Regions from separate parts of the Homo sapiens genome. Here region 2 is linked to region 1. A link is a loop called in an ENCODE intact Hi-C map of the cell type or tissue named here. Cell type or tissue: sigmoid colon. All regions are shown on one strand. Each heading gives the region's core, and the rest is flanking DNA. Links, peaks and the distances in the headings are about the cores only. Region 1 holds the start of LOC124904302 (a long non-coding RNA gene). Region 2 holds the start of LOC105372116 (a long non-coding RNA gene).

What was found. Peaks named below come from ENCODE experiments on the same cell type or tissue, not always from the same donor. Only the 100,000 strongest peaks of a DNase experiment are listed, where the experiment ranks them.
Region 2: it touches region 1 in a loop (2.5-fold over the local background); 1 of 110 quality-filtered maps calls a loop at or near these places.

What each region holds. Positions count from the first base shown.
Region 1 is chr18:50,698,946-50,715,081 of GRCh38, reverse strand. MAPK4 (mitogen-activated protein kinase 4) reads right to left here. Exons shown (of 6, transcript NM_002747.4): 3 at 1-3. It overlaps LOC124904302 (a long non-coding RNA gene), which reads right to left and starts at 10,639. Exons shown (of 2, transcript XR_007066369.1): 1 at 10,229-10,639; 2 at 8,943-10,122. In sigmoid colon, for the core only: no CTCF peak of the experiment used is centred there; a DNase peak (open chromatin) is centred at 7,020.
Region 2 is chr18:50,748,376-50,764,511 of GRCh38, reverse strand. It overlaps LOC105372116 (a long non-coding RNA gene), which reads left to right and starts at 11,851. Exons shown (of 4, transcript XR_935467.1): 1 at 11,851-12,014; 2 at 12,149-12,218; 3 at 14,179-14,233. In sigmoid colon, for the core only: no CTCF peak of the experiment used is centred there; a DNase peak (open chromatin) is centred at 6,961.

The sequences.
Region 1 (16,136 bases), core at 4,112-9,111:
ACCCTGAAAGACAAAATTTCTGGTTCCACTGATCAGTCATTTTTGGATACCCTTCCTCCCACGCCTCTTCCAGTTTCCCCTCCCATGAAACAGACCTCTTTCAGGGTCCCTTTCATTCTTGCCCCTTTCCCATTGATCTTGAAGGAGCATGAGTGAACAGACGTCTGGTTAGAGGGGCTGGGCCTGGTTTGTGGGGTTGAAATGCTTTGGTGAGAGAATCTTACGAGATCCGAGGGTTCTCCTTTATAGAAAGGAATTCAGGTTATTAATATTTTAGAAGAAATGATTTCCCACCCCACCTTGATGTAACTCTGCCCTTGTCTAGTAAGAAGATGGAGAAACAGGAGCCCTGCTCAAGTTCATTACTGCTAGCAACAGAGTAACCATGAGACTCTGGCGTTTTCTGTATCCAGTGGATGAATCTCAGAATTAGCCATATGCTTGAACTCAAGCTGGTTGCTTTGACACTGAAGATCAGAATTAATGCTGCCACAAAGCCAGGCACCAGGCTCTTGCTGAGAACAGATAAGACCATCTTCATAATGGATGCAGGAAAATGCTATGTGGAAGCAGTCCTGAACAACAAAGTGGACACAGCTTTCGTTGGTCCATGAGATTCTCGGAGTCTGACTGTGTCTTTCTGGGGGATAAATGTTCTAGCTGATTTTGCCCATGGCTCAGTGATTTGTGGTCTGAGATGGACTCCCTCCTTATGGTATATAGCGAGGACATATACCCATATATGATTTAGGAAAATATACCCAGGGAATTTAGAAATTGTTTTCTACATAATTCAGAAAACTGGGCCAAGAGTGACATCTGGGAAATGTCCATTTGAATTCCCTAGAACAGTCTTTCTAATGTAAGAAAAAAAATGTATAGATCCATTGGGGGTCAAGGTGAGACAGTTAGGACCAAGGAGATCCAATGGGAGATTCCAGGGATGGTCTTTTACTTCGCAGTTTAGCATTCACACTTTCCTTTCTACTGATGCAGAAGTATCACAGTCTCAGGTTAAAGCAGATGAAAAGTTAAGAAGGCCAGGACCCAGGAGCTTTTGACCTATTAATCTGAAATCCCTTAATTTGTTCAGCAAAGATTTATTAAATGTCTAAAACCTTTGGAAAGGACAGCAGTTTCCTCCCCTCTGTGGCACATATTTCCTCCGAGTAGAGCCTCAAACTGGTAGAAGGAAGGAGGAAAAGCAGAAGACACCCTTCAGCTGGAAATCATAGAGCATCCCATACGCTGGCCTCAATACTCTCACCAAAATGAACTCCTTAAAATTTGTAGAATGTGCCCTCTTCTTCTGTCCTTTGTGCATTTGACAGTGTACATTCCATGAGGGATATCCCCGTACTCATGGTGCTACCGGCTGACACGCTCAGGCCAGCTTCCTCTCAGAAGTTTCCTTGTTTTGTTGCTGTTTCTTTACTTCTCTGCATCCCCACCCCTCCAAGGACCACTAGACTGTGCGCCCCTCATGGGCAGCAGCTGTGTCTTGTTATGCAGCTACTGCGCATAGCCCAGCCCCATGCCTCCTAAGAAGTGTTCAGTAAACACTGCTGAACTGTTGAATGAATGAATGAAAAGGAAACATCTCATATGGTCTGAACCTCCTCCCAAATTTAGGCACCTTCTGCAGGGACCACTGATCCTCTTCTTTTATACACTTGACTACAAGGTGGTCCAGGTTCCACTTTCCAAGGTGGGTGTGGAGTTTATATAAGTTGATAGCCACTTATGCCTTATCTTGTTCCAACAAAGGATGGGCCAATGTCATTTTTATAAGAGTTTAATTGCTTTAAAAGTCAAGTTTATTGAAGTATAATTTACATAGGGTAAAATTCACCAGTTCTGTGAGTTTTGACAAAAGCATAGTCATGTCACCACCATCACAATCAAGATACGTAACAATTCCATCATCTCAAACAATTTATTCATGCCCTCTTTTGGTCACCCCTAGTCCCAGCCCCTAGCAACTGCTCTTTTCTGTCTCTCTAATTTTACCTTCTGTATAAATGGAATGACAGTATGTAGCCTTTTGAGTCTGAATTCCTTCACTTAGCACAATGCATCTGAGACTCATCCATGGTGTGTGTACAGTAGGCTGTTAGGAATTTAAGTTCGATTCTAAAAGTTACAGGAACAAGCCAAATACTGTCTGTAGAAGTTCATTTTTAGGTGGGTGGGTTCTAAAAAAATAGTCTGGTTTTATTTTCAGTCAGAGGGTGAGATTGTCAGGGAAAAGACTAAAGCAAGAGTACCCAGAGGGGAGGTAGCTTCAGGGGAGTTTTCTCTGATATGTAAATGCACAGTCTTTTATGAAACAGAATGGTCTGGAATTGACATCTGCCTCTCCTCAGAGTCTAGGGTTAAAGAACAGTGGGGACAGGGGGCTTTCTTCTGAAACACTTGCTCTGAAAGTAAAAGAAAGATGTTGACATGGGTAAGGCTGCCCTTGGGCCAGAATTACAGACCAGGTCATGATAGGAGCTAAGAAAGTTGCTTTCCAGCTCTTCCTTTTTTTTTTTTTAATGAAAAACAAGAGCCTGCTGAATTTTTAACTACTAGCTATCTTCCTATGGTTACTTGTTCTTCACACTCTTTAAAAAAACATAAAGTGGATTTTTTGTTTGTTTTTGTTTTCTTTGAGACAGGTTCTCGCATTCTGTCGCCCAGGCTGACATGCAGTGGCGCAACAGTGGCTCACTACAACCTCTGCCTCCCAGGCTCACGGGACCCTCCCACCTCAGCCTCCCAAGGAGCTGGGACCACAGGCGCACACCAACACACCCAGTTAATTTTTGTATGTTTTGTAGAGATGGGGTTTCGTCATGTTGCCCAAGCTAGTCTCAAACTCCTGAGCTCACGCAGTCTGCCTACCTCGGCCTTTCGAAGTGCTGGGATTACAGGCATGAGCCACTGTGCCCGACACTTAAAGGGGATTTGTTGATATGTTTCAGAAGCCACAAGGCTGAGAAGAATTTGGGAAGGTGCAGTGTCTTCTGCCAAGCTGGTGCAAGAGAAGCCCCAGGAAGGGGAGATGGGAATATATGGGAAGCTCCATTCCCAGGTCTGGGGGCAGACACAGTGGACCAGGGCCCTGCTGTCAGCTGAGCTGAGCCCTGGGTGTCCGAATGGGAGAGGCTCTGGGGCCCACAACATGGTACTGGTGATCAGAATTCAAGAGAGGAGTTGCAGTCGAGTGGATGGGGTGAAATTCAGGATAATTTTCTACAAAAAAAAAAAAAAAACTTTAAAGAATACCCAGAAGTCGAGACCCAATTTTATTAAAAGAGCTCATAAATCAATAAGTATATTGGCTCAAAAAAAATCTCCAAATAGCCCTCTGCCCAAGCCTGCAGGGTGAGGATAGTTTCAGCTTCTTTTGGATGTAGAGAGGAACATGTCTCTGTGATCAGACCTGGTCTCCCCAGGCAGGGCATGCCCATGCACAGGGTGGCCAAGGAGGGAGTGAGCAGGACAGCAGGCACACTTGGCGCACAAGTGGGTGCGTCTGCACGCGGCTGTTGCAGGCCAGCTGGGGCCAGCCTCTTGTGTGAGGCTTTGTAACATCACTGCTCTGAGAAGACATGAAGTGCACACTCCCACAGTTCTCTGTGACCACCACTCAGAGCACAAGAAACAAGATGGGAGTGGCCCCTTCCTAATCGTCTATTTCCTCCTGCCACCTTGTGCCCACTGGGAGGCAGATGAACATGGTTTCCTTTCTAGACCCTTTTAAGGGGCCTTGGGACTTTCGTCAGCTATTGCTCCCATCCACCCATTTTGCTGTCCCTTTAGAGTCACGCAGAGCCCATGGGAGGCTTTGACTTTAAAAGCTTCAGAGGTGTTTGGGAAATAATCTAGCAGCAGCTGCCCTGTGAGGAGCATAATTAGGGGCCCCTGAAGGATAGAGAGAAGGTATAATTAAAGCTCTGAGCATTCTCTTTGCAGAGGGAGCAGGGAAGCAGCCCTCGATCCCAGCTGCCTGCCAGGGAATTCAGAACAGCCTGGATCAAAGTCACTCCAGAAGGGTGGGCACTCCCAGCTGCTCCAGCAAGCCCGTGCTGGGTGGGCACCAGTTCTGATCTGGAGCCAAGTCTCCTGTGCCTGCCCTTGCTGTGCCCCCACTGCCTGATCTCTTGCGTGTGGGAGTTGGAAGGTTGGGGGAGAAGGCTCAATCCAATAAACTTTCTACTACACCCTTTAATGATAATGTGCCTACTAATCCCTTAGGGGTATGATGAATTTATTTATTTATTTATTTATTTATTTATTTATTTATTTATTTATTTAGAGACGGAGTCTCACTCTGTCACCCAGGCTGGCGTGCAGTGGCGCTATCTCTGCTCACTGCAAGCTCCGCCTCCCGGGTTCACGCCATTCTCCTGCCTCAGCCTCCTGAGTAGCCGGGACTGCAGGTGCCTGCCACCACGCCCGGCTAATTTTTTTTTGTATTTTTAGTAGAGATGGGATTTCACTGTGTTAGCCAGGATGGTCTCGATCTCCTGACCTCATGATCTGTCCACCTCGGCCTCCCAAAGTGCTGGGATTACAGGCGTGAGCCTCCGCGCCTGGCCTATTTATTTATTTGAGATAGGGTCTCGCTCTGTTGCCCAGGCTGGAGTGCAGTGGTGCCATCTTGGCTCTCTGCAACCTCCGCCTCCCGGATTCAAGCGATCCTCCCACCTCAGCCTCCCAAGTAGCTGAGACTACAGGCACACGCCACCACGCTTGGCTAATTTTTGTATTTTTTGTAGAGACAGAGTTTTGCCACGTTGCCCAGGCTGGTTTCGAACTCCTGAGCTCAAGCAATCCTCCCACCTCAGTCTTCCAAAGTGCTGGGATTACAGTCATGAGCCACCGTGCCTGGCCTGGTATGGTATGGTGAATTTAAATGAGATGACATTCTCCAAGAATAAAAGCCCAGTCAACTTTAGCTCTGGGGGATGAGGACAGGGTGGGAAGGGTTGCTTTTCCTTTCATGCTGAAGCAATGTTTAGGGCTGCCCCTGTTTCCAGGCTAGGATGATAAGAGACTCTGACAGCCTCGCCTTCCCAACCAGAAGTTTCTGCAATGTGTCCTGGGAGCCTAAGGTGTCTGTCCCTGTGTGAAGGATGGGAAAATGATTCAGATCATCCCTTGTCTTCAAAGAGCATTTCACATGGTTAGAGAGATGAAATGTTAATATGGAAAAAATGTAAGGACCAGGAAGTAATCATGGCCAACATTTCTGTGGGACTTACCCTGTGCCCAGCACTGTGTTAGTATTTTACATGAATTTGATGCAGGCCCTTCACAGACTAATAAAATGACTGGTTCAAGGTGCTGTAACTGGGAAGTGGTCAGGGGTGTCTGGCTCCTGCACTCATCACTTTCATACTGCCAGGCCTTCCCCCATCCCCAATGACATGCTTGTGAATTCACAAGCACTCCAAGAGATGTGCTTGTGAATGTGCAGACCACTCAGAGCTGCCGACTTGGAGTCCTCCAATCTCCATCTTGAATGAGCTCCCCAGGGGAGGCGAATGCCCCCTCCTAGTGCGGAAGGCGTTTCAGCGTAGGTTGCAGAAGGGCCATGTGTGTCTCTGCTTTTCTAATTAGCCTGGGCAGGCCTGCGCCCCTAGTGGGGCCCTTGCAAGTCTTACTAGCAGGTGGGCACTGGTGGAGCAAGGAGGCTGCAGGCTCTGTGCTCCCTCTCCACCCCATCACGCTTCCCCCAATTCCCCGGGCAGTCTGGAGAGCAGGGGATTAATGGACTCAGGAAGGCCTCAGGAAGGCCCCTGGCACTGCACTTCCTTGGAAGAAGAAAAACTTAGGGGAAAAGTGAGGCTGTGGCAGGGAGACTGTGATTCTTTCAGGGGACTGGGTTCCCAGGAGCCCTCCCGGTGGAGGAGCAGTGGAAATCAAAGGCCTGTCACACGAGAACCTGGCAATTTCAGTCTGGAGGACATGGAAGGGGTGGGCGTGAGAGCTGCCTGTAGACATTTGCAAGGCTGTCATGTAGAAGAGGAGCTAAGCTTGTTCTCTGAGGCTCTGGGGACAGCCGAGAGCCAATGTGTGAGACAGAAATCTATGCAACATGATAATACCAGCTAACATTTATTGAGCTCCTCAGACAGTTTTATCTGCTTTATATGGATTAACTCATTTCATCCTCACAGCAATCCCATGAGGTAGGGACTCTCATCATAGTTATTTTACAGGGAGGAAACTGAGGCACAGAGAGTGTAAGCAGCCTGTCCATACTCACACAGCCTATAAGTGGCACAGCTGGAATTCAACCCCAGGCTGTGCAGATGTAGCTCCTTTGACCTGAATAGAGGGCTCCACTGCCTCGCACATAAGAGAGACTTCTAAGGCTGCCAGGGCTTTCTGTGGGGGCCTGGGCTGTCTAGACAAGCAGAGGGTCCAAGCACAGAACAGACAGTCTCGTGGAGAGATGTGCCAAAACCGTCTTCCTGGTGGAGACCCTAAAGCTTGGCTTCTCAAACTTTGGGGTGCTCTCAGATCCCTTGAGGACCTCGACTGGTTAAGCGCAGATTCCATTTCTCAGTCTAAACAAGGTGATGCTGATGTTGCGGTTCAGATGACCACACTTGGACCAGCAAGTTCCTAGATGGTCTTTATGATACTGGCCTGCCCTAAGAAATTATGATTTGCTTTACTTACAGGCCAGGCAGATTTCTCAAACCGAGCAGCAGACTGACCTATAATAGGGGTTAATTCTTTGAGTTACAGACACTCATCAAAAGATCATTTAGAAGAACAACATCCTCCCAGAGGTCCCGCTGAAGCAGACATATACAGCCTCTCTTCTGTAGTCATCTCCCTCTGAAGGCATAATTCTTATTTGTGCCAATGTACATATGAGGCACGTGAGAAACCTTTTTTAAAAAGGAATAATACCACAGCCAAATAGCAAACTCATTCCATTAAACTTATTTGCAGGAAAGCATGCAGCAGGGACTCTCTCAAATTGAGGGAGGGAACACATCACAAAGCCTGGCTCACATCGCAATCACTGGGAAATCATCTGGCACGTTCTATTACGCAGCTAAAGTAAACATGGGTGAAGAAATCGTTTGGCTAAATCAGCTGCACTGAATTTTCATAAACTTCTAAGATGCCCTAAATGCTGATCTGCTGATCCCCTTTCAGGGCTGCCCCTTCTCCACTCCACCCTCTGGGGGATCCTGGACAGATCCTGAAATTCACCATCTCTTCCCAGGTTTCCATGGAAATCAACCAAAAGCTCATATAAATTCCCATAGGCCTGCAGGCCCTTGTTGGACACTCCAGGCCCTGTGTGGTCACTTTCTTTGACTTTAAAAAAATTATAATAAAATTGCCATAAAAAATTTAATTGTAATAAAATACACATACCATAAAGTTCACCATTTTAACTGTTAAGCATACGGTTCAGTGGCATTAAGTATATTCACAATGCTGTACAACCATCGCCACCATCCATCTCCAGAACTTTTTTTTTTTTTTTTTTTTTTTGAGACAGAGGCTCACTCTGTCACCAGGCTGGAGTGCAGTGGCACGATCATGACTCACTGCAGTCTCCCAGTAAGACTTGCAAGCGATCCTCGGGCTTTAACCCCCCAGAGTGACTGGGACTACAGGTGCGGGCCACCATGCCTTGCTAATTTTTGTATTTTTTGTAGAGATGGGGTTTTGCCATTTTGCCGAGGCTGCTCTTGAACTCCTGAGCTCAAGTGATCCACCTGCCTCCTCAGCCTCCCAAAGTGCTGGGATTACAGGCATGAGCCACTGTACCCAGCCAAGAACTCTTTTCATCTTGCAAAACTGAAAGTCTGTCCCCCTTAAACAATGACTCCCCATTGTTCTTGCCCCCTGCCTCTGGCAACCACCATGCTCCTTTCTATCTGTATGGGTTTGATGGCTCTAGGGACCTCACAGAAGCAGAATCATACAGGCTTTGTCCTTTTGCATCTGGCTTATTTCATTTAGCGTAATGTACTTCTCCTTACTTTTAAACAGCAGGAAAGTGGGAGCAATGGAGTTGGGCTTCTTTTTAAAAAGCACTTCGGTGAAATGTGGTTGTCTTCTAATTCAGCTAGAGCTCACCGTCTGATAAAAGCTTTGGACATTATCCTCATGGGGTCCAAATCAAGAACTCTGAATCCTATTACAGTTCAAAGACAGGATAACATGTTCTGTTTGTTCAGTGATGTACCAGGACTGGCAGCTCCATTACCACCATCCTCACCAGGACCAGTGGCTGGGCTGGGTAGAGAGGTGGGTGGAGGGATGATTTGGTTGGGCTGCTTCTGCCTCAGTTTCCTTATCTGATTTTGCTGCTGGAGGGGCTACAAGTTCTCCTCTGTGGGGCATTAGCATCCTGGGGTGCTGCATGACAATGGACAGCAATCTTTAAGTGAGAAGCCCTGCTAGGCCAAAGTGATTAATTTTTAATAGGCCAGTCCTTGTGCAAATGGCTTCTTTTAGTAAGATGCATTAACTGTCAAGCCACAAATAGACATCTGTCACGCTGGCTTTCAAGGGGAAATCTGGTGGCACTCTAGAGCACGGGCTCTCAGACCTGCTACAGGCTGGAAGCACCTAGGGAACTTAAAAAAAAAAAAAAACTGACGTTCAGGACTCCTGCTGTGCCAATCACATCAGAATCTGTGGGGGCGGAGGCGGGGGGGTGGGAACCAGGCATCAGTGATTTTTTTACAGCTCCCCAGGTGACTCCAAGGTGTAGCTGTATTTGAGAACCAGCATCTCTAGAGGTCTTGAGTTCACCTGCTTTGGAAAGGTAAGTAGTATTTTCATGGTTCCTGGATGAGTACAGGTTTCTATTTCTACCTCCCCTCAGGATAAGATAAATCCTTGAGTAGCCGCAGAGGTTTTCCCCAGATGGCTGAACCACAGGAAGTAAAAATTTACTGAAAAATCACTGATCATAATAATAGCTATCGTTTATTGAGAAATTATGATGTGCCAGGCACCGTGCCAAGTACTGCTTTATTAATAGTGCATTTAATTATCAAAATGACCCTGTGAAACAGGTAGAGAGATGGGGCTAACTTGAGCAAGATCAAATTAACTAATAATTGGCAGAGCTGAGATCTGATCCCAGCAGTGAGCAAAACAAAGTCCCTGTAATCATGAGGTGCACACTTTGGATGGAAAGACAGCTGAACAAACAAATGGATGATATGTCTAGTGGAGATAAGTGCAAGGAATGGAAATAAAGCAGGGTAAGGAGATAGAGAGTGATGGGGTGGGTGGTCCAGAAAGGCCTCTCATGTAAGGGGACATTCGAGCAGAGACCAGAGTGAGTCAAGGGGCGAGCCACGTGGCCATGTGGTAGAAGACATGAGACGTTGGTCTCTGAGCCCCAGGCCTCCCCTTTCTGTCCCCGACCTCTTCCCCCGAGGAGGGTGGAAACTTTCTCCGCCCTCCTAGCAAACTTTTCTCTCAGCTCCCTTATTAACATCCAGGTACATAACTGAGAGCACATTAGGGAGGGGAGGGAATATTTGTTGACATCCACTCTGTACAAGGGATTTTGCCAGCAGTAGCTCAGCTCACCTCCTGAGAACCCTGTTGAAGGTATTTATTTTTCATTTTACATTTGGGGATATTACTGCAGGACCCTCCTCTCTGACTTAGCTGGCAAGGCTTTGTGTTCACACAGCCTCCTGGACCCCTTCATCTAACTTCATTAACTCTATAGCAGGGGAGGCAGCGAGGGCTCCTGAAGGCAAGAGCCAGTTGTTTTCCCTCTGTCTGCAGTGCACCTCTGTACAAGATAGGCGCTCACTTACAATCGGGTGAATGAATGGAGTAAAAACGTTGAGCTAAAGGAATGATTGATATGCCCATGAAATTCAGGAACTGACCACCAGTCAGGAGAAAATTAGCTCGAAGTTTCATTGCCATGTAGAAATCTCAGGACAAAGGTAGTGTCTGTGCTCAAGCCTAGCCCTCTGCCGTGTGGGGTATGGGTCCGGTTTTCTATTGAACATGCTATTCATGCTACCGTGTGGAAGCCGGACCCCTCAGGCTGCTAATCTTGCCTGGGACCAACCTGGAGGTCAGACTCAGAGCTTTATTTCACCTCTCTACACCTCCACCCTCAAAAAGAAAGAAAGAAAATGTGAGTCCAAAAGCACTTTTGAGGAGTGGGTAATAATAACAGCCACCTGCCAGGTGCTGACCATGTGCTTGGGGTGCTCCTCACCCTCTGTTTCCTTCCATTTGGTCATCATGATGCTCTCCCAGGATGGCTGCTGTCATTGTCCCTGCTCCACAGAAGAGGATGCAGAGGCAGGGAGGGTAACGACACAACATAGTCCAACATCACAGAGTCCTCCATTAGGCCTCCAGGCCCCAAAGTTCCCTCCGATTCCAGCCTCTTCACAGCTGCTCCCACCCCACAGGACTGGAACTCTCCCCAGTTTGACTTGCAGAGAACGCTCAGAAGAACAAAAGGAACTTCCCTGACTTCTCCCTTCTCAGAAGGCTCTGGAATGTGACCCACAATGCTTGTGATGCAATCAGTAGACTAGGAGAAATAAGAGAGAGACACACATGATTGTCTTGCTTTTTTTTTGGAGACAGGGTCTCACTTTGTCACCCAGGCTAAAGTGCAGTGGCTTGACCTTCTGGGTTCAAGTGATCCTCCTGCCTCCCAAGTAGTTGGGACTACAGGCATGCACCACCACGCCTGGCTAATTTTTGTGTTTTCTGTAGAGACAGGGTTTCACCATGTTGGCCAGTTGGTCTCGAACTCCTGAGCTCAAGCATTGCACCCGCCTCAGCCTCCCAAAGTGCTAGGATTACAGGCATAAGACACCGTGTCTGGCCTTTCTTTTTTCTACTGATGCGGGATGAGGTAGAACTTAGATGGGTCTGGAGGGCGTGACAGATTTTGGAGTCTCCAGGTAGACTCATTATACAGATGGCGTGGGAGGGAATGGAATGGGCCCTAGAGAGCTTACCTGAAGTTTTAAAAGTCTCTCTGTCACAAGGTCTGCCTGGAAAGGGCAGGTGTGGGGAAGGAGGAGGCTCCTGGTGGTCCAGCCTAAATGTAGGCAGGAAGTAGCTCCCTGTGGAACACTGGGGATGCCCTGCTCCTCCTGAACTTGACCACCTGCCTGTCTGGGTGCAGGAGTCTCACCTACAGACTTGCTGTTTTTAGTTAAGATAGTAAGGTAGTGTTTCCTGAAATGAATTCATATTCCAAAGATGTTAATAGCTAGCAGGGGAGATAGGATGTGTGCCCAAACACCCTTGGGACAGGCTGGCAACAACCAGTGAAGCTTATTTATAAAGTCTCAGAATCTTCTAGATGGGGATTTAGTATGTAGTGCTTGTCAAACCTCTTTGACCACTTATCCACTTTTTTCTAAGTGCATCATGGGGACCAGTCTTTCTCAGGACAGGCTGTGAGGAATGCTGGGTAAGGTCCCTGTCAACATATCAACTCGATACCTGGGAGAGGAAACATACTGACCTGTTAAGCCCACTGTCTTCTGTTAGCAAGACTAATATTATGGCGCCTGCTGAATGCTCTGTGTGAATGGAGGCGCACTGCCTCCCCCACTTATCCTGAGAGCCCCTGAGTGCTGGGACCTCTTGGTGTGCCTGGTGCCTGCAGACAGAAGATGCTGAAGGCAGGTGGCTGCGTGTTATAAAAGCCATTAGAAATGCCAGCTACTTTCACTCCACAGAGGCTCTGGCCCCTTGGAAAAGCAGGGATGTTTTGGTTAGGAAAGGGAGGCTGGGCAAGGTGGAGAGTGCAGGTTACTGGAGGAAGGAGGTGCCTGCTGAATGAGTAGCACTGAGACCACTGCCCAGGCTGGCCAGGCAGGGAAGAAGTACAGGCAGTGGGGATGGAGAAGGGGAGTGAGCATGGGGAGGAGGGCAGCAGAAAGGTCTTGAGATCAATTTGAGAGGGGTCTCCAGAGTTGCTTCTGTTAGGGTCCAAATCCAACTCTTGGCTCAGTAACCCTGTCTGACCCTGACTTTGGGAAAGGTCTTTTTGGATCACACTATTCACAGGGAACCACATCTTTTCTGCAGAAACTCTTGTATTCTGGGAAAACCTGCAAGTTGCAGGCAGATACACCACTTTTGAAGTGCCCACATACTGGGAGGCAGCTCCCGGGTCACCTGTTCGAGAGAATTACAGTCTCATTTCAGATGCTCTTTTAACAGGCCTTTATAAAGTGTTTCCAGTAGGTCCGGCCCTGTTTGTGGTACTCTGAATCAGGGGACTGTCTTCAGGGAGCATACACTCCAGCTCTGGGCAGTAAGTATGCTGGTTCAACTGCAAAGACTATCATGAAACCAGGGCACAGTCAACACCAGATGAGGGCAGGAAGATGGGGCAGTCACTGTATGAAGAAGGAAACAGAAAAGGGGCCAGGGTGGATCTTGGTTTGGGGAGCCTCTTAAAAATACAAAATCATGAACACAAAATTAGATATGAAAATGAATATTTATGTTTAATCAGAAAAGGAACTGCAGCAAATTAAAAATTATAAAAAGCTGGCAAATACTACAAACACCACACCATTCATAAAAATAACATTTTTACTAATTAGCTGCTTGGCAAACTGCTGGCAGCAAATGTAAACATGCTGCATAATCTCTGATCTTCTCTTCTGTGACAATTTTGTAATATGCTTCTTTATTTTTTTAAGAGACAGGGTCTTGCTATGTTGCCTAGGCTAGATTCAAACTTCTGGGCTCAAGTGATCCTCCGACCTCAGGCTCCTGAGTAGCTGGGACTACAGGCATGCACCACCACGCCCAGCTTGAAAGATAACTCAGTCTTTGAAAGTTAGGTAGTTAAAAAGATAACTAAGTCTTTCTTCTAGTGTGGTTGATACTTTAGAATGGTTGATTTTTTTTTTTTTTTTTTTTTTGAGACAGAATCTCTCTCCATCACCCAGGCTGGAGTGCAGTGGTGTGATCTCAGCTCACTGCAACCTCCGCCTCCTGGGCTCAAGCGATCCTCCCACCTCAGCCTTTCTGGTAGCTGGGAACACAGGTGTGTACCACCATGCCCAGCTAATTTTTTCTGTTTTTAGTAGAGACAGGGTTTCACTATGTTGCCCAGGCTGGTCTCAAACTCCTGAGCTCAAGTGATTCGATCCACCTGCCTTGGCCTCCCAAAGCGTTGGGATTACAGGCATGAGCCACCATGCCCAGCCTTGTATGGCTGATATTTATAAGTTCTTTTACCTTATAAGTTTTCTGGATTATCAAATTTGGGAAATAATTCTATTTAGTGTTCTTTTGTACATGACCTATAAGATTTGGGGGGCGTTTCTAATTTTCTTATGTGGTGACTCAACTTCTATTCTCTTTGAATTAACGACACTCATTAACCAAGTTGTTGATGATGTCCTAGTTGCAGTCACATGTTATGAGTTGTAGGGTGGGCCGTGTTTGCATGAGGACCTCATGAGTTGATTCCGTGGGCCTTAGCAGGATTTCTAGAAGTTATTCCTACACCACAATGCTGGCAGTAACCTAACTGCACATACAGAAGTAACTGCAAACCACGTAAACATAGCCCACTAAAACTAAAAGCATCTCCACTGCAACCTCCCCTAAGTCAGCTCCCCCAAATGCCCAGCCAAGCAAGCGGCATCCAGCAGGAGGGAAAGTCTGAATGGCAATAGCCCATTTGCTAACAGATTGCTCTCAAAATAACTTGCTTTGTGAATATTACAAAAACACATGACCATGTGAACACAAGGTTAGGGTCCCTCCCAGGGCCTTGGTCAGGGTTGTGCAAAGGAGAGGCCTTGGGGTTAAGTTTCATGGACTCCACGGTAAATCTGGCCCTGACCAGAGTAAGCTGGGCAAAAGAAGAGGATAATGGCCAAGGAGGATGGGGGTGGGGGTGGGGGTGTCTTGTTAGAATTTAAGCTTGGAAAGCAGAAACATATTCTAGGAACCTTCTTTGAAGTAATCTAATCCATGGTAGGGCCCATGTTCTAATAGGCGGAGGAAAATCATCTCGAGGGCTGGAGAGTTTGCAAAGAGGTCCCTGGTATTCCTTAGAGGAGGGAACACGTGAAGGGCATGGCTGCAGGGGGAGCTGGTGTGGTTTTGAAAGGTGTTTCTGTCCTTCACCTAAACAAGCTGGTGAGAATTTCGGCCACCAGAAAAGGTTTGATTTCCTCCTCTGTCACCTTACTCTCTTAAATTCCTTTACCAAGGGCCAAAACCCACAGTTGCAACTTTGAGTGGAATAGCTAGAGAAGCAAATTCCCTGTCCCCCACCCCCAACTCCCGCCTAGAGAATCTGCAGGGATTTTCTCCTTCACACTTAGCAATGCACCCGAGAGGGTTTTGAAGAGCTGAGGAAGCAAAGAGAATGCAAATGTCCCAGACACTTGGAGGGAGGTGCGGCTCTGAGGAGGGGAAGAGGCACAGGAGGTGGGTATGGGCTCTGAAGATAAAGTCTGCCTGCTTCACAGTTTTCCACAACCCTGGTTGGTGGGTCCTGCCCACTCTCAGCAGATGGGCCCACAGAAGAGTGCTGATGTTTGCGTCACTATTAATCACACAGCGCTGCCAGTGAATTTGGTTTGCAAAACTGAAATATATGCAACAGTTGATGTGTGCACCTGTAGCTAATTCACTTTCACAGTTGTAGAGTATTCCAGTGTATTTATATGGAGAGTTTGTCAAGAGGGACTAGGTATTTTGTTGTTGTTGTTTGATTTACTTCTAACTGCCTGATACATCATAAAGAATTTGGCTGGTCTTTATTCTCAGTTCCTGGAGGAAGCTTCTAAACCCTTGGAATTTCCTGAGTGACAGGAGTGTCTGTTATTCATGGTGGGCTCCTGGAACCATATCTGACTTAATGCTAATGAGGCAACTCATGGTTGGTCCCTAGATGGCTTCAGGATGGGGATGACTGTGATTAGAAGGCTTGGGCTTTGAGCCACGTGGTATCAGCCCAACTTCCAGGGGGTGGAGAGGGGCTGGAGGTTGAGTTCAGTTAGGTGGCCAATGATTAAATCAATCATGCCTAGGTCATGAACCTAACTCCTACCCTCCCCAAAAAACTCTGGGCACTGAAGCTCAAGTGAGCTTCCCTGGTTGATGATACATACCCATGTGCTAAGAAGGTGACATGTCCTGAGAACACAAAAACTTCACATTTGGGAGCTTCCCAGACCTCATCCTCTAGGTCTCTTCTTTTGGCTGGTCCTGACTTTAATCCTTTGTAATAAAACTATAATAACAAATGCAGGGCTTTTCTGAGTTCTGGGAACCAGTCAAGTGAATGATTAAATCCGAGGGAAGATGAGAATCTCCAAATTTGTAGCTCTTGGGTCAGATGTGCAGGTGACCTAGGGACCCCCGGGCTTGTGGCAACTGACTGAGGTGAGAGCACCCTTGTGTGGGACTGCTCTTAACCTGCAAAGTTTGCCCTAATTCTGAGGCAGAACTTAATTGACAAATTGCCAAATATCATTTGGGTGCTATTATAAATGGTATACTATTTATGTTTTTTGCTTTTAGCCCCCAGTATACACAAATGAAATTGATTTTTGTATATTGATCTTATATTTAGCAATATTGCTAAAGTCTTTTTATTAAGTCACTAATTTGGTTGAGTTTTATTTAAACGATCAAATCATCTGTGAATAACAACAGTCTTATTTTATTTTGCTTGCTAGGACCACTAGTGCAATGATGTACTGAGAAATAGTGAACACCTTTATGTGTTCCTGGTTTTAAAGAAAAAGCTTTTAACATTTCATTGTTAAACATAATACGGCAGAAGGTTTTTGGTAGAAACAATTTCTTTTGGATGAAGGTAGTTCTTTTATTCCTGGTTATATCATTCACAGATACTGAATTTGCTAGAATGCTTTTTCTGCATCGATTGAGATGATCATGGGGTCTTTTTTTCCTCCTTTGTTTCTGGTAAGTCAAAAGAATAGATTTTTCTAATGTTAAACCAACTTTGCATTTCTAATATGAGTTCAATTTGGATATATTTTATATATTACTCAATTTTTATTTTTTTTTTGAGACAGAGTCTTGCTCTGTTGCCCAGGCTGGAGTGCAGTGGCACGATCTTGACTCACTGCAGCCTCTGCCTCTTGGGT
Region 2 (16,136 bases), core at 3,954-8,953, 50 kb before region 1:
CTTCATCCTAACCAGGAAAAGCTGGGGCTGGGGCAGGGTTGAATGGGGAGTTTAACCAACATCCAGGTACCCAAATCCCTAGGGACACTATAGAGAGCCATGACATTGTCTTAGGGTCATATACCAAGACACAGCAGAGGGTGAGGAGCCAGAATGAAAAGAGAGGGGTGTGGAATGCAACATGGTAGGAAGAATCAGTTAAGGAAAAGCTCATGGAAATAAAAATTAAACTATATGCATATGTAAAGTGCTTGAAAAATGTCCTAGAAGGAATAACCCCAAAAAGAACAATAGGAAAGTAGAGATAAAACAAATTACTATTCCAGGAGCCTGACATCTAATCGCCACTCTAGAGAGAGACAAAAGAGAAAACACTAAGGAGGAACTTATCAACTAGTACATGAATATTGACCAGAAAGGAAGTACATAAGTGTCAGATTAAAAATACCTAGCACAATAAATGGGAAAAAAATCCATATCAAGGCATGTCATTGTGAAATTTCATAACAGCAGAAATAAAAATGTAATCCTAAAATCTATCAGAGAGAGAAAGAGAAAAAATATGGGAACAACAACAACAGGCAGAAGAGGTCAGATACAAAGCCTCAGGAAAGAGCCTGGCATGATGAGGCTTCCCAACAGCAACATTGGAAGCTAAGGGACATGGGACACTTTCTTTTCAAAATTCTGGGAGAAAATTGTCTCTTATCTTGAATTCTATTCCCACACATTATTAATTGAGTATGAAACACAATCAAGACATTTTAGATATGACATTTTTTTTTTTTGAGACGGAATCTCGCTCTGTCACCCAGTGGTGCAATCTCAGCTCACTGCAACCTCCACTTCCTGGGTTCAAGCGATTCTTGTGCCTCAGCCTCCCAAGTAGCTGGGATTACAGGCGTGTGTCACCATGCCTGGCTTATTTTTCTATTTTTAGTAGAGATGGGGTTTCACCATGTTGGCCAGGCTGGTCTCGAACTCCTGACCTCAAGTGGTCTGCCCACGTCTGTCTCCCAAAGTGCTGGGATTACAGGCATGAGCCACTGTGCCTGGCCATGAAAAATATTTTTAAAAATTAATCTCCTGCAATAGTCATTAGTGCTATTCAACAAGTATTTTCCATTCTCCTTTTTCCTCTTTGATTTGGTGTGGCCATATCAAATATAAGCAGAAATGATGTGGGATACCTCCAGGTGGAAGCTTCACTATGCTGTTTCCTTTAGTCTGTCTCAGTGAGCTACAATGCTTGTGATAATGACTCTTTGGGTAGCTTAGATTCTGTAGTGAGGAGATGTGGAACATTGCTTCCAGCTGGTAATCCCCAGTGATTATGTCATGGAGTGAGAAATAAACCTTTAGTATTAAAGTTGCTAAATTCTTGAGGTTGTGTGCTACTGAAGCATAAACCATTCTATCCTGATATACCTCCACACACTCTCTCAGGAGGCTCTTGGAGGATAGTTCATCAAAATTAGCAAGTACAACAAAGCAGATGTGATCCAGTAAACCTGGGATCTAGCTCCAGAGAGAGAAGAAGGGTGAAGGTGTGAGTGACAAGAGTAAAGTAGGTCTAGGGAGTCAGGAAAGTTGGTTCTGAGTGGACCAGAGAATAGGGAGCTCTGTGGGGGAAACTCAAGGGGAAAATGGAACTGACAGAAGACTTGACAGGTTGACAGTATGTAAGTTTTGATTGAAAGATATTTTACAGAGCTGTTGGAGGTTGTGGGAAGTCTTAAAACCATAAGTTTAAGAAAATGATTGGAATAAAAAAAGACAATTATTAACTCCAGGAAAAACAAACTATAAGAAAGGAAATGTAATCAGAGAACATTACTTAGCTCAATAATAAACATAGAGTAATAGATTCTAATGTGTTGTCTTTTTTTTTTTTTTTTTTTTTTTAATGGAGTCTCACTCTGTGGCCCAGGCTAGAGTGCAGTGGCATGATCTTGGCTCACAGCAACCTCTGCCTCCCAGATTCAAGTGATTCTCCTGCCTCATCCTTCCGAGTAGCTGGGACTACAGGCATGTGCCACCACATGCGGCTAATTTTTGTATTTTTAGTAGAGACAGGGTTTCGCCATGTTGACCAGGCTGCCCTTGAGCTCCTGACCTCAGGTGATCCATCTTTCTTGGCCTCCCAAAGTGCTGGGATTACAGGTGTGAGCCACCACGCCCGGCCCAGATTCTAAATATAAACTTAATTCAAAGTCATAACTTCATTAGGATGTAAGGAGCAGAAAGGGATGTGGGATAAGACCTCAATTTTTATGTCTGTGATAAGAAGTCAGTAGATGATGTCTAAAGTTGTTAAACCAAGAGTAATCACTAGAGCAGTATTAGTAGATGGACAGTATATGCTAGCTATAATTATTATTACTTGTAATTCTGTGAATTTATAGTGATTTTTATTATAGGATGCTGTGACTGTGTTAGTCAAGTGGCCCATCGTTGTCACCTAGGCTCCCTTGTGCACATCTACCCCCTTCATAGTTGTCCTAGAGGTTGAATAGTGGTTAGTGGTGGTGTTGCTGTTACGGTTATTTTCCCATTCACTAAGTGCCGGTCACAAGAAGGGATCCAGGGGCTCAGATACGAAAAAGACAGGAAGACCTCCTTCACACTCCTGCCTGAGTGTGTGGTTAAGTTGTGATTCACAGGGATATGACTTTTTATAGTATTTCCCAAGGTGAAGGGGATGGAAACCTATTCTCCTATTTCAGAAAGTTGAGATGTCCCTTGAACAGAATGAGATTCCTTAGGGATTACATTTGTTGGGCAGAACTGAAACTGAGAGGTGAACTTAATGTCATTTAATAGTGCCCTATTCTGACATTTGTGGGTCACAGGGATGTGTGAGTTAACCTAGATAGCAGAACAGTGGCTGTGACAGTGAAACTCTTGTAAAGAATGCATGAAAAGGTCGGGTGCAGTGGCTGACACCTATAATCCCAGTGCTTTGGGAGGCCAAGGCGGGCAGATCACTTGAGGTCGGGAGTTTGAGACCAGCCTGGCCAACATGGTTAAACCCCATCTCTATTAAAATTACAAAAATTAGCCGGGAGTGGTGGTATGTGCCTGTAGTCCCAGCTACTGGGGTGGCTGAGGCAGGAGAATTGCTTAAACCCGGGAGATGGAGGTTGCAGTGAGCCAAGATCATGCCATTGTACTCTAGCCTGGGCGACAGAGCGAGACTCCATTAAAAAAAAAAAAAAAAAAGAATGCGTGAAAGATTGTAACTCCTACAACGTCTAGCAAGTAACTTGAATGAGTCCTGAAAGTAGATAATGTGTTAGCCTTTCTCTAAGTTCATTTAGGCTTCTCTAACAAAATACCTTAGACTGAGTAATTTATAAACAACAGGAATTGATTGCTTAGAGTTCTGGAGTCTAAGAAGTCCAAGATCAAGGTGCAAGCAGATTCAGTGTCTTTTGAGGGTCTTGTTCTTCATAGATGGCACCTTCTGCTGTGTCCTCACATGGTAGACATGGTAGAAGGGGTAAACACACACACACACATACCCCTCCCTCGGACTTCTTTTATTCAGGGCATTAATCCCACTCATGAGGACAGAGCTCTCATGACATAATCACCTCCCAAAGGCTGATCCTTTTAATATCCCCTTGGGGATTAGATTTCAACATATGAGTTAGAGGGGATAAAACATTCAGATCATAGCAGCCTTGAGCCCATGTCTGGCTATCAGTAGCAGATCCAAGAGAGAGCAGAAGGAAATTTTAGATGTGCCAGAAGAAGCAGAATTAGGATGTGATAGGGAGGGGGCAGTTCTGTTGGGTCCAGAGCTGCCACCAGAAGTGGGAAGGGTTGGGAGTAGGGTACCTTGGGTAGCCTGAGAGCTGTACTCCCCTATTGGGAGGTAAGTTGAGTGCTACCTGACTTGAAAGTCCTGGAGGACCTCTGGTTGGTTCAGGAGATGAAGCCTAGGTGCTCTGAGAAGCTTCCAGAACCAACTAGATTGGTAGATAGTCTGTGCCAGACCCAAGAATATGGTTCCCACTCCCAAGCCACAGAGAACTCCCAATCCACCCTCTTTGCCTCCAGATAGCCCTTGCAGGGAGGGGCTGTGGGCTGCATGCACTGGCAAGGCAGGATGGGAAAAGATGAGGCAAATGACTGAGCTGAGGGGAACAGAAAGACCCCAGGGAGAAGCAACAGCTCCCCTTCACCTCCCTGTGCTTTCATCTGTATCCATTTGTTCGTTCAGACCCTGCCTTGTTTCAAAGAAATCAAGATAGATTATTCATCTTCATTGACCAGTTTATAGCTCAGTTCCCCCCTCCTCCGTCTAGCCCTAGCATTTCTTTGCGGTTTTCCTGTGTCTTGCAAGTGCCCACTTTTTGTCCCTGCTTGATTTTTTTTTTTTTTTTAAGACAGGGTCTCACCCTGTCACCCACACTAGAGCGCAGTGGTGCCATCTTGGCTCACTGCAACCTCTGCCTCCTGGGCTCAAGCGATTCTGCCATCTCAACCTCCCAAGTAGTTGGGACTACAGTTGTGTGCCACCACACCTGGATGATTTTTGTATTTTTTGTAGAGATGGGCTCTCACCATGTTTTCCAGGCTGGTCTTGAACTCCTGAGCCCAAGTGATCAGCCCACCGTGGCCTCCTAAAGTGCTGGGATTACAGGCATGAGCCACTGTGCCTGGCCCCCGTGCTTGATCTTTTGACTAGTTTTGATTCATGTCAGAAACTAAGAGGTACTTTGTATTTTGTTGTTGAAGAATAAAATAGAGGCCAGGAGGCCTTCTCTGGCAGTTCTGCAGTACAGGCAGTACTTTGGTTGGATGGCCACATGGAACAGCCCAGATAATTCACACTAATTTAGCAGTCATTTGCACCACTCAGTCGGAATCTAACATGCAGCTTCTTTGCCTCATTGCTTCCCAAGACCTCAGAGAGGAGCCTTTGGTGCAAAGTGTTCTGGAAGCATGGAGCTTTCAGATACATTTATTATCACTTATTTGGATATAATTTATGTTTTCCGCTTAACATGAAAAAGGCTAGAATGTATAATGTTTGCCAAAGATCCACTGATTTTCTTTAAAGGGTTTTAACTATGCATTAGAAGGATCAGCCTTCTCTGTTCATTCCTTATTTTTCACCTGGAAATTTCTTATGGCAACAGTGAAAGTGGTTGTCCAACCCATATGCCTTTATGAAGCTGACCTCTCTCCTGTCATGCATAAGACCTTGGAAGTTCTGACTTTTAAGCCAGACAAAGCCAGGAAGAGCTGCAGAATCCAAGCAAATGTCATTTTGATGGATTTAAATGGATTCATAGATTGTAGGGAGTACATGAAATGAATTCATAGTAGCATCAAGTAAATAGATAGTCAAATCCCATCAAATGTCTGCCATCCTGGTTTTGGGTTAGATACAGAATCATTAGACTTAAGAATGAGGTAATATGTAACTTGAATTCAAGCAACTTCATCATCTATCAAATGATCTTAATTCAGGATCATCTCTCAAATGTACTTAAGCTTCATCTGTTAGCACTACTTTACTTATAAATGCATGTTGCAAGAAGAAATGTTCCTTTATCTATGTTCCTAATGTTAAGAAAGCTAGTTTGTTCATTTTATAGGAGTTAATTTGAGCCAGACAAGTGATGTCACAGTGAATTAATTTGTCACCAAGATTGTTGGGAAAAATCAACTTCCTATGACAAATGTAGCTTAGAACTTCAAGTGAACAAATGCTGTTTTCTACAATAAACATCCTCTGTAATGTATTTACATAAAACAAACACATTAGTCTTAAGATTATAAGCCAAAATCTTTGGAACTACAAAAATAAAACTTTCAATATTACAGCACAGATCATTGGACTTTCTAGCAAACTAGACGAGATTTCAACTCTGAGGACAAGATACAGACTGGTGATAGAATTAGCTTACGTTTTTTGTTCACAGTTGTGTAAATATGCACTTTATTTTCCTTTTCTACCTAATAAGATTTAATGGCTACATCAGGACTTATTTTTTCAAAGCACCTGTATCAACAGTCTCTCATGTTTTTAGGGTTGTTCCTGGGCAGTTGCTAACCGGGCCTTGGAAACTCTGCTTTCCTCCACATTTTCTAGCCAAAGCTAATTCATGATTTTATAGTTTGTAATCTCTGTTTCCACAATTCCATTGGAAGGCATGAACTTAGATTCCCATTGGTGTGGTAACTGTGGAAGATGGCTCGGTTACAGTTTTTCTTTTCTTTTCCTTCTTTCAACTTTTTTTTTTTTTAAGAGATGGAGTCTTGCTTTGTTCCCGAGGCTGAAGTGCAGTGGCACAATCATAGCTCACTGCACTCCTTGATCTCCTGTGCTCAAGAAATCCTTCCACCTCAGCCTCCTGAGTAGCTGAGACTACAAGGGCATGCTACTGCGCCCAGCTAGTTTTATTTATTTATTTTATTTTGTAGAGACAGGCTCTTACCATCTTACCCAGGCTGGTCTCCAACTCTTGGGCTCAAGTAATCCTATCCTCCCTCTTCAGCCTCCCAAGATACTGGGATTGTAGGTGTGAGCCATGGTGTCTGGCCTTTCACAGTTTCTGATCTCAAATCCTGTCAAAATCTCTAGCCAATTTGCAAAATGGCCCAGCTGACAGAAAACCTGAAAATTTGCTTGAAATCCCTCTAATTGCTTAGAATTACTTAATTGTTTCCTTAGTGGGCACTGTGGCGTTATGTGTCCCCCTGAAAAGAGATACACTGATGTCCTCATCCCCAGTACTGCAGAATGTAGCCTTATTTGGAAATAAAGTCTTGCAGAGAACCAAGTTAAGATGAAGTCATTCGGGTGGGCCCCGATCCAGTACTTGTGTATCCTTATAAAAATGGGAAATCTGGATGCCAGCATACACAGAAGGAAGTTGATGTGAAGACGCACACAGGGAGAAAGCCATGTGAAGATGGAGGCAGAGACTGGAGTGATGCAGCTGCAAGCCAAGGGACGCTAAGGATTGTGGGCCACCACCAGAGCCAGGGCGGGGCAAGGAAGCATTCTACCCAGAGTCTCAAGGGAGCGTGGCTCTGCTGACACCTTGATTTAAGACTTTCAGCCCCTAGAACTCTGAGATAATACGTTTCACTTGTTTTAAGCCACCCAGGTGTGGTACTTTGTTATGGCAGCTCTGGTGAATCTTTTAACCCTGGGGAGATTTAGAACTGAGAACAGAGATTATGAAGCAAATCAAACCCCTAGTATGACTATTGTGTAAAATCTGGGAATAATTTGTGTGCATTAGCATTTGTCTTAGCCAGCATTCACCTTGGAAAGCAGAGCTGAGAGGAAGCTCAGGGGCAGGTAGTTTATCTGATAAGGGATATAGGGAACAGGAGTAAAACAATAAAACTGGGTGCATAATTGACTTGGTCATTGCTACGGGCAACTGATGCTCCATCCTTCTGGGCACTTCTGAGGAACCATGTGGAATAAGCCTCAGGTTTGTCTGCCGGAAAAATGGTAGAGGAGATCCTTTATCCACTGGCTTCATTCTCTCACTGGATATCCCGTACACTTCTGGGGTCAGTCTCTCTCTCTCTCTCTCTCTCCCCCTCTCCCTCTCCCTCCCTTCTCTCTCTCTCTCTCTCTCTCTCTCTCTCTCTCGCTCGCTCTGTGTGTGTGTGTGTGTGTGTGTGTGTGTGTGTGTGTGTGTTTATGAATGTAGAGCAGTTCCCAAGGAGCCCTTTGCCATAGCGTCTGAATGTCTGAGAATTACACAGGTACAAAGCAAGAGACTGAAGCTGAGAGGTGCTGTCTGGCCTCACCTGTGGTTACTACAGGAGTGATTAAAGCAAAAGGTAGGCTGTGAGGGTGTGAGGTAGGACCCAAGTGGTGTTATTAGTCCATTTTCATGCTGCTGTTAAAGACATACCTGAGACTAGGTAATTTACAGAAAGAGGTTTAATGGACTTACAGTTCCACGTGGCTGGGGAAGCCTCAGAGTCATGGCAGAAGGCAAGGAGGAGCAAATCACATCTTATGTGGATGGTGGCAGGCAAAGAAAGGATGAGCTTGTGCAGGGAAACTCCTCTTTTTAAAACCATCAGATCTCATGCATCTTATTCACTATAATGAGAACAGCACAAGAAAGACTTGTCCCCATGATTTAATTACCTCCCACTGGGTCCCTCCCACAACATGTGGGAATTCAAGATGAGATTTGGGTGGGGACACAGCCAAACTGTATCAGGTGTCCAAAAGTATTTGGAGAATTTGGCTAATTACAGTCCCGAGCAATCAATTTAAATTCTAAGCTGAAAACTGCAAGAGAATCTTAGTCTATAAATAGCATAGGCACATTTAAAAGAACTTCATCATTGTATTTATAAACTTGATTTAGGAGATTTGTAAGAATCACTTTAGTACTTGGAAAAGTTGGTTAGCTAGACAACTGAATTATTTTAAAAAGGGAATTTATTATGTTGGGTTTATAAATACAGATAAAATATTCCAAGGAATTAAGTTATACAAATCTTCTTAAAATTATTGTGAAATTTGAAAGATTTATAAATTGAATACTATGTCTAAATTGAACTTAAAAACATAGGGAAAACTAAGCCTTTGAATTTGTTTCTGTAATAATTGGCTTTAAATACCAAAGTAAATTCTGAAGATTATTTTTCATGCACAAAAAAAGCTATCTCTAAAGACTAAAAACATTTACGGTTGTATCTTCAAATCATGTGAAAATTATTCTTTTCTACACTGTTCATCTGAAAAGTGGGTTCTTAAAAAGGGGGTTAAATACAGTAGTCCCCCCCTTATCCAAGGCAGATACGTTCCAAGATGTTTCATGGGAGCCTGAAACCTTGGATAATACTGAACCCTATATATTCTATGTTTTTTCTACACACATATATATGGATGATAAGGTTTAATATATTAATTAGGCACTGTAAGAGATTAACAACCATAACTAATAATAAAATAGAACAATTATAATATACTATAAGGAAAGTCTTTTGAAACTTATGAATTGTTTATTTCTGAAGTTTCCCATTTAATGTTTTCAGACCATGGTTGATCCTGGATAACTGAAACCGCCAAAAGTGAAACTGTGAATAAGGGGAGACTACTAGATAAGATATTCACTTAATTAGCAGCTTAAATTTTGTATCAATTGGAGTTCTTTGGTTGCAAACAACAGAAATCAATTTTGGCAAAGCAAAGGAAACTTACTAGAAGGATTCTGGTAAATTTCACAGATAATCAGTGAAAAGGCTAAGAGCCAATCTCTGAAATGGAGAGAAACCAAGTTGGCTCTGGGAGTGTGAGCAGGGTATTTGGGCTCTGCATTAGGTAGGTTCAGTTGCAGGTATGAGAAGCTACTCTGGTTCTTGTCAGCAGAGAAGGATTTAATACAGGGAGTTGGGTGCTTACAAAGTCCATGCAAAGGCTGCAGGAGCAGACTGTAGACCACTAGAAGATTGACCTGCTGAGGGTATGCTAACTTTGCCACTGCCAGGAAGACTGAGGTTGAGGAAGCTGCTTTCCTGTGAGCTGTCTTTTTTCTCCCACTACCCTCACCTCTTGTGGTAACATGCAGTGGAGGGTCATCCTTGTGAACTGGGGTCAGCCCAGCATCCTTAGTTGGGGCTTTGATTTTGTCCTGGTGCTTCTACTGCTGCACAACTGTCCCAATGCCCAGTGGTATAAAACAATAGCCATGTTATTATGCCATGGATTCTGTGGGTCAGGAGTTCAGATAGGGTTTTGTGGAAATGGCTTTGTCTGCTCCATGATGTCTGGGAAAACTTGAACAAAAAGGGCTGGAGTCATAGGCAGCTTCTTCGCCTACATATCTGGTGTGGGTCTGAAGGGTGGGCTTAGCTGGAATTGTCAACCAGAGCATGTATGCATAGTCTCTCCGTGATGGTATCTTAGGACAGTGGAACCTCTTACGTGGAGGCTCAGTTCTCCAAAAGCACAGGTTCCAGTCAGCAAAGTGGAAACTGCCTGTTTTTTTATGACCCAGCCTTGGAAATCACACAGCATCACACTTCTGCTGTACTCTATTGGTCAAAGCAGTCACAAGCCCACTTAGCAGAGGGGACTTGGACACCATCTCTTCATGGGAGGGGTGGGGATATGGACACCATCTCTTCATGGGAGGGATGTTAAGAATTTGCAGCCATGGTTTGAAACTACCATGGTTTCATTCTTCTGAGGTCTAACACTCCCAGGTTATAGTACCCTTGTTTTCCATTAATCTTGACTGCCCCGGTAGCTACAAATCAGAAACCCACCTATAACCATGTAGCTGGAGGTCCTTAGCCAGGGTGCATGGCTTACTATGATATTGATCCTCTCAGCCCTTGGGACTGGAGGGGTTGTGGGGTCCTGGGTCAGCTGGAGGATCTGGGCTGGTCCCCACCAGCCAGAGTGATCTCATCAGTCACTCTGATAGTTGATACACATTTAATCATTTTCTAGGTGTACCTCAAGGTGAAAAAAGTTGGGGTGCACTGCACTAGACCATAAGCTTCTTGCAGGTAGGAACCTTATTTGCTTTCTCCGTCACTATACCCCCAGGGTGCCTGACATAGCAGGGCTCAATAAACAGATGAATGAATGAATGAATGAATTTGTGCTAACACTCATGAGGTGGAAGCAGCCATTGCGGCTTTGCCTGTCTTTGTCTGTTAGGGGAGGACCATCTACAGGAGTTACCAGGAGTGTCCTGAAATAGTGGGCCACTCTCCCCATCACAAGTCCTTGGTTCCAGGGAGCAAGTTTCCTTTGTCCCTTTATCCATGAGTTCAGGGTTTTCATCATCACTTGGAGTCCCACTAGCCAATTGGTGCCTCCTTAGGCTCTGATCAGCTGAGAAAGAAAAAAGGGAGTTTGAAGGGGAAGAGAGACAAAGCAGAAGCACTGCAGCAGAAAAGGCTCTCCCTGCCTTCCCCACTCCCTGCCATAGGTTTCCCCCAAGCCTCTGAGCCAAGGCCTCCAACCCTGGGGTTGCAGCCCAGCCCAGCCATGGACCAGCTGTGTAGTTGTAGAGAGACAGCACCGAAACTCCTGCCCTCAGAGTTCTCTTCTGGAACCTGCCTCCCTCATGAGGCTGTGTTGAGGTCACAGTGCTGCCCACAGTGCAGGCTCTGAAGTCCTCAACAGGAAAGAAGGTGCAGTTGTCTTTAGTTGCTCTATGGCTGTGATATTTATCTCTGTTTCCCCAGCCAGGCCCTGGGGGACAGTAGACCCTCACTCCATATTTGTTCATTGAGGAAATAACTGAAGTGATTTTTAATTGTCCTGGTTTTGTAGGCCAGAAAACGATGGCACAGGAATAGAGTGGCCTGACTTGAGTTTAGAGTGACGGTAACAGTTTCAGACTGACACTTACTGAATTGCCAGCTGTCTCCTGGCCTCCAGATATCCTCATTTCTTTTTTTTTGAGACAGAGTCTCACTCTGTCTCCCAGGCTGGAGTGCAGTGGTGTGATCTCAGCTCATTGCAACCTCCAGCTCCCAGGTTCAAGCAATTCTCCTGCCTCAGCCTCCCAAGTAGCTGGGATTACAGGCGTGCGCCACCACACCCGGCTAATTTTTGTATTTTTAGTAGAGACGGGGTTTCACCACATTGGCCAGGCTGGTCTCGAACTCCTGACCTCAAATGATCTGCCGCCTCGGCCTCTAAAAGTGCTGGGATTACAGGCGTGAGCCACTGCGCCCAGCCCAGATGTCCTCATTTCTTATTGTCCATGTCAGCTGGAACAACGAGGCCCAAGGATCAGATTCAAACCATGGCTGCCACGGAATGCAATCTTTATAAATCCAGCCTCCTTTTCTCCTAACTCAGTCTGTTCCTGCTCTTATAGTTTCTTCCCTGATTCTGATGGAAGTTTGGCTCCATGGACCAAGTCTGCATGTCAGGGTGTTGGAGACAAGAGTGGATGTTTCTGAACTAATGGTACAGGGAAGAGGTGAGCCCATGCTTCTGGAGAGTGCTGAAGTGAGAGGTGGCTAGCACAGACTTCTCCCTGCAGGTGCATAACCCCAAGGGTTCGGTATCTTTCCCTGTCCCAGAATCTCCAGTTGTCCCACTTGGTGTTTGCATTCTGCATGTGTCCAGATATATATATATATATATATATATATATTTTCTTGGCTCCTGGAACAGGATTGTCATTGAGGAAGCTGGTGGGGAGCGTGCTGTTAGAGACACTCAATAGGACAAATAGCTCATGGGGGTAAGTACACAGAAATCAAATTGAGTAACATTCTAATTCATAGGAAAACAAGCCCCTGGGTAGCTTGTGCCAGATGAGGTAAGTGGAGAGCATGATGTCACTGTTCCAGACATAAGTCTCCACCTCTTTGGTGTCCCCACTCCTTCTCCCCTTTTCTGCTTTTCCTTTTTTATCCTCCCCCATTGCCTCCCTCCCCCATTGTCTCCCTCCCTGCCCCTTTACTCTCAGGGTAAGCTGCATTCCTTGCTCTGTCTCCATTATTCTTGGGGGCATCTTCTCTGGTTTCCAAGGGCACCTTTTGACAGGTGACAAGCATCTCCCAGGGGAAAGAGTCCTAACAGTGGAAACTCCTTCCCCACCTTGTGGGTGGGCGGGATGTTTTTTATGTTTGGGATCATTTTCTAGTCCTCAAGTTATATCATGTAGAACCTACGTATTAGGCTGGCAGTTCAGAATTCAGCTGGGTAGACCATTTGGGCAGGTGGGAAATGATGAGATGAGATTAACTTGGTTCAGAAGCAAGTCTGGTCTGTGTTGCCGGCCTGAGGGGACCAGCCGCTGCCCCTTCCAGCCTGGACCACGTGGTCAGCAGACACAAGACAGGTTGCTCCTCCCGCTGGCTCCTCTGGAGCCTGATCTAATTATCCTCTCCTCCAGCCTTTGCAGCAGCTGCTGGCTGCATTCTCCTCAACTCCTTCCCCTCTCCCTGCCTCCCCCAACCTATTAGTCCTTGCACTTCCTGGTAATTCCATCTCCCAGCATTTGATCCAATTTGGGGGTTCATGGCTTCCAAGAAGTGGCAGATGGAAGGCATCAGAGTCCCCCCTAAGTGAAGAATTGGCTTGGAACTTTGCCCCTGTCAGACTGGTGATGCTCAAAGCATACTAGTAGTCATAGTGGGTAAGTTTCAGCCAGCCATCCAGGTGTGTGTGAACCTTAACTCCTCCTTTTGAAGTAATCCTGCAGACTGCACATGCATTAGGACTTTGTAATATGTTGCACTTCTAGACCTGCCATCCCAATGGATCAGCTCAATCATGAGATGCAGATGAGGCAGGGTTCCCACTCCCCACTGACATGTGTGGGCAGGCAAAGGCTCAGAGAGATGAAGGACTGGACCTCAGATACTAAGACCTGGATCTCCCGTCTCCTGGACTGGTGATCTTGCTACTACACACATGTACTCCAAACCTTTGTCTTAGTCCATCTGGGCTGCTATAACAAAATTCCATAGACTGGGCAGCTTGCTGGGAAGTCCAAGATCAAGGCAGATTTGGTGTCTGGTGAGGGCTTGCTTTCTGGCTGATAAACAGTGCCTTCTCAGTGTGTCCTCACATGGTGGAAGGAGCCAGGGGTCTCTCTCAGGCCTCTCTAATAAGGGCACTAATCTCATTTATGAGGGCTCTGCCTCCATGATGTAGTCGTCTCCCATAGACCTCATTTCTAACACCATCACCTTGGGGGTTAGAATTTCACCATATATAGGACGTCAACATTCAGACCATAGCAGCCTTCCATGCCTTGTGTCTGCTTCCCCAGAGGCCACTCTCCTTTCCTTGGCCCCAACCAGGTGTCACCCTGAGCTTCCCATTCTGTGTCCCCCAACCTGAAGACCAAGCCCCTGCTTCCCTTCAGTCCACTGTGGACTTCATGAGTGCTGGCCAGGGACCCTCTGGGTATCTGCCTTGCAGGCAGACAGTCCCAGGGTCTCCAGTTCTGCTCTCACTTCCCTCTCAGCAGAGTAGAGGCCATTTTCTGTCCTGTCCTGAGACTTGGCCCTCTCCCCGACCCTCCCCTTGACACTAGTTCAGTGGGTATTTTTCAATATCTTCTTAGCTTTATGATGTATCCAAAAATAATACACCTCCTCCTATGATTTCCAACCATTACCCCCTCTGCTCAGTGTGTTGGGGTTTGCATTTCAAAGCCCTGATTAAAATTGCCTAACTTCTCTTCATAGTTTGCACTTGCTCCTCTCCTCCCCAAGGCTGGTTAGGAACAACAGCAGCACCAAGGTAAGTGGCTAGTGGTTCCTTTAACAGCTGTCATTGTTTCTCTGCTTCCCCCCTGTTCCCACACTCCAGAAGAAGGGAGCCAGGGGGAGGGGTTACAGGATCAAGGAAGCTCTGGACAGGTGATGCACAGTCGGGCAGTGTGTTCCTGGTGGAAATCTAGAGTGACTTCTCTCTGGGCTGCTTTGTCCTGCGGTGTTTCTCAGTGGGATGTCATGATGTGAGGAGTGACAGTGGCAGCCTGGATTTCAGCACCATTGTCAGCCCTCGGGGCTGCAGTGAGAATCCTTTCCCCGCCCCCCACCTTCCTGGTGGGACACCTCACTCACCTTCTCTGGACTTCTGCAGTTAGTTTTAGCTTAGAAGAACACAGTTTTCCTTTGTGCATTATCTCAGCCCCCAAAGTGAACGTATTTAGCCTTTGTCTTAGGTAGTTTACATGGGCGAATTTATAGATCATGTGAGAAACCTTTCTGCTTTGTAATCTTCACACACAACAAGCCACACTCTTCACCTTATTAGCAGAGCGTCCCTGAACTGGAAGTACGGTTATTAACACTGAGGCCTCTGACAAGTGAGGGTTCATCGCCAAATCCCAGTCTGATTGTTATTAACCTGTCATTTGTTTGGTTCCCAAACCTGTAGTGCTGCAAGTCATGGAAACAGACCATTAAAGATGACATCAGACCTTCCAGGGAAGGTCAAAGGCTGCCCTGCATTGGTGGGCGGGTGGTAACCGTGGGGAGGGTGAGATGAGGGGACAGTAGACCATTTCTGTCTCCCAACTCTTTCTTGCCATCTCTCTTACCTTTGGGCCAAGGGGTGGGGCTTGGGAGGTTTCCAGCCTGGCCCTTGGCAACATGGCACCTCCTCGGGATGACTTTAGGGAACTCAGGGGAACAGTTATTTAATAGTTACCTTATAGCAAATTCTCTCAGATGGAAATCACTGCAGGGTCCTGGATTCTGATTTCTATCTCGGCACATGCAAACATCCCCATGGTAACCCTCCTTGGTCCTTCCTCTTGTTAGTAACCTGCCACCGATTCTGACGGTGAAAGCCTGACCCTGTTGAGCAAGTCAGCAGCATCTGATCACTGGCCAGTATTTGCAGTGGATCTGTGACCCATTTGACAGAAGATGGGCCGGAGCTCTGAGAGTAGAGAATTCAGAGCTTGATTTAGATCTGTCAGCCCAACCTACTCCCACATGTCCAGAGAGTCCATTCCTGGGATTCCAGATCATGAATACTAATGGCAGATCTGTCATCCTGCTGTTCTGTGCAAATGAAATGCCTCCTCCAGGCTGGGCTGACCCTGGTGAGAGAACAAGCCTTGAAAAGACCCTGACATGGTTGATTTTCGCCAGGGGCCACCACAGAGAGGTGTGAAAAGAGTAGAGGGAAAAAATTACACAAAGCAACTTGGAGGTTTTGCTGGCAAGCAACCAGAGTGTTATCAGCAATCTGTTCAGATCTGCTCTGGCCATTGAGGCCGGATTCCTGCGTTGCCTTATTCTTGCATTGCCTTCTGAAGCAGAGCTGCGTGTTGGGGCTGGAGAACAGCTGGGGAGCTGCAGGATAATCACTCTCACAGCTAGGCTGGGGCTCATAAAACTTTAACAGCAGCTTCACAGAGCCTAATCCTATAACCCTAGCAGGCTCACCCACCCTTCCTCTTTGAAGTCGAGTTTCTTTCTAGAAGAGAAAAGCCAAGAAGTGACCTGTTTGTCACTTGCACAGCAGGGACCCTGGCCTGAGCCCCAGGAGAGGGAGGCAGGTCTAGGCTTGCTTGGGGCCTGGTGGCGGGAACCTGCTGGGAGCCTATTTGCCTGAGGAGACCAAGCCCCTCCCTCTGCCTTTATTTAAGGAAAGGGAGCGTTCAAGCAGTAGGAGGAGGCAGGAAAAG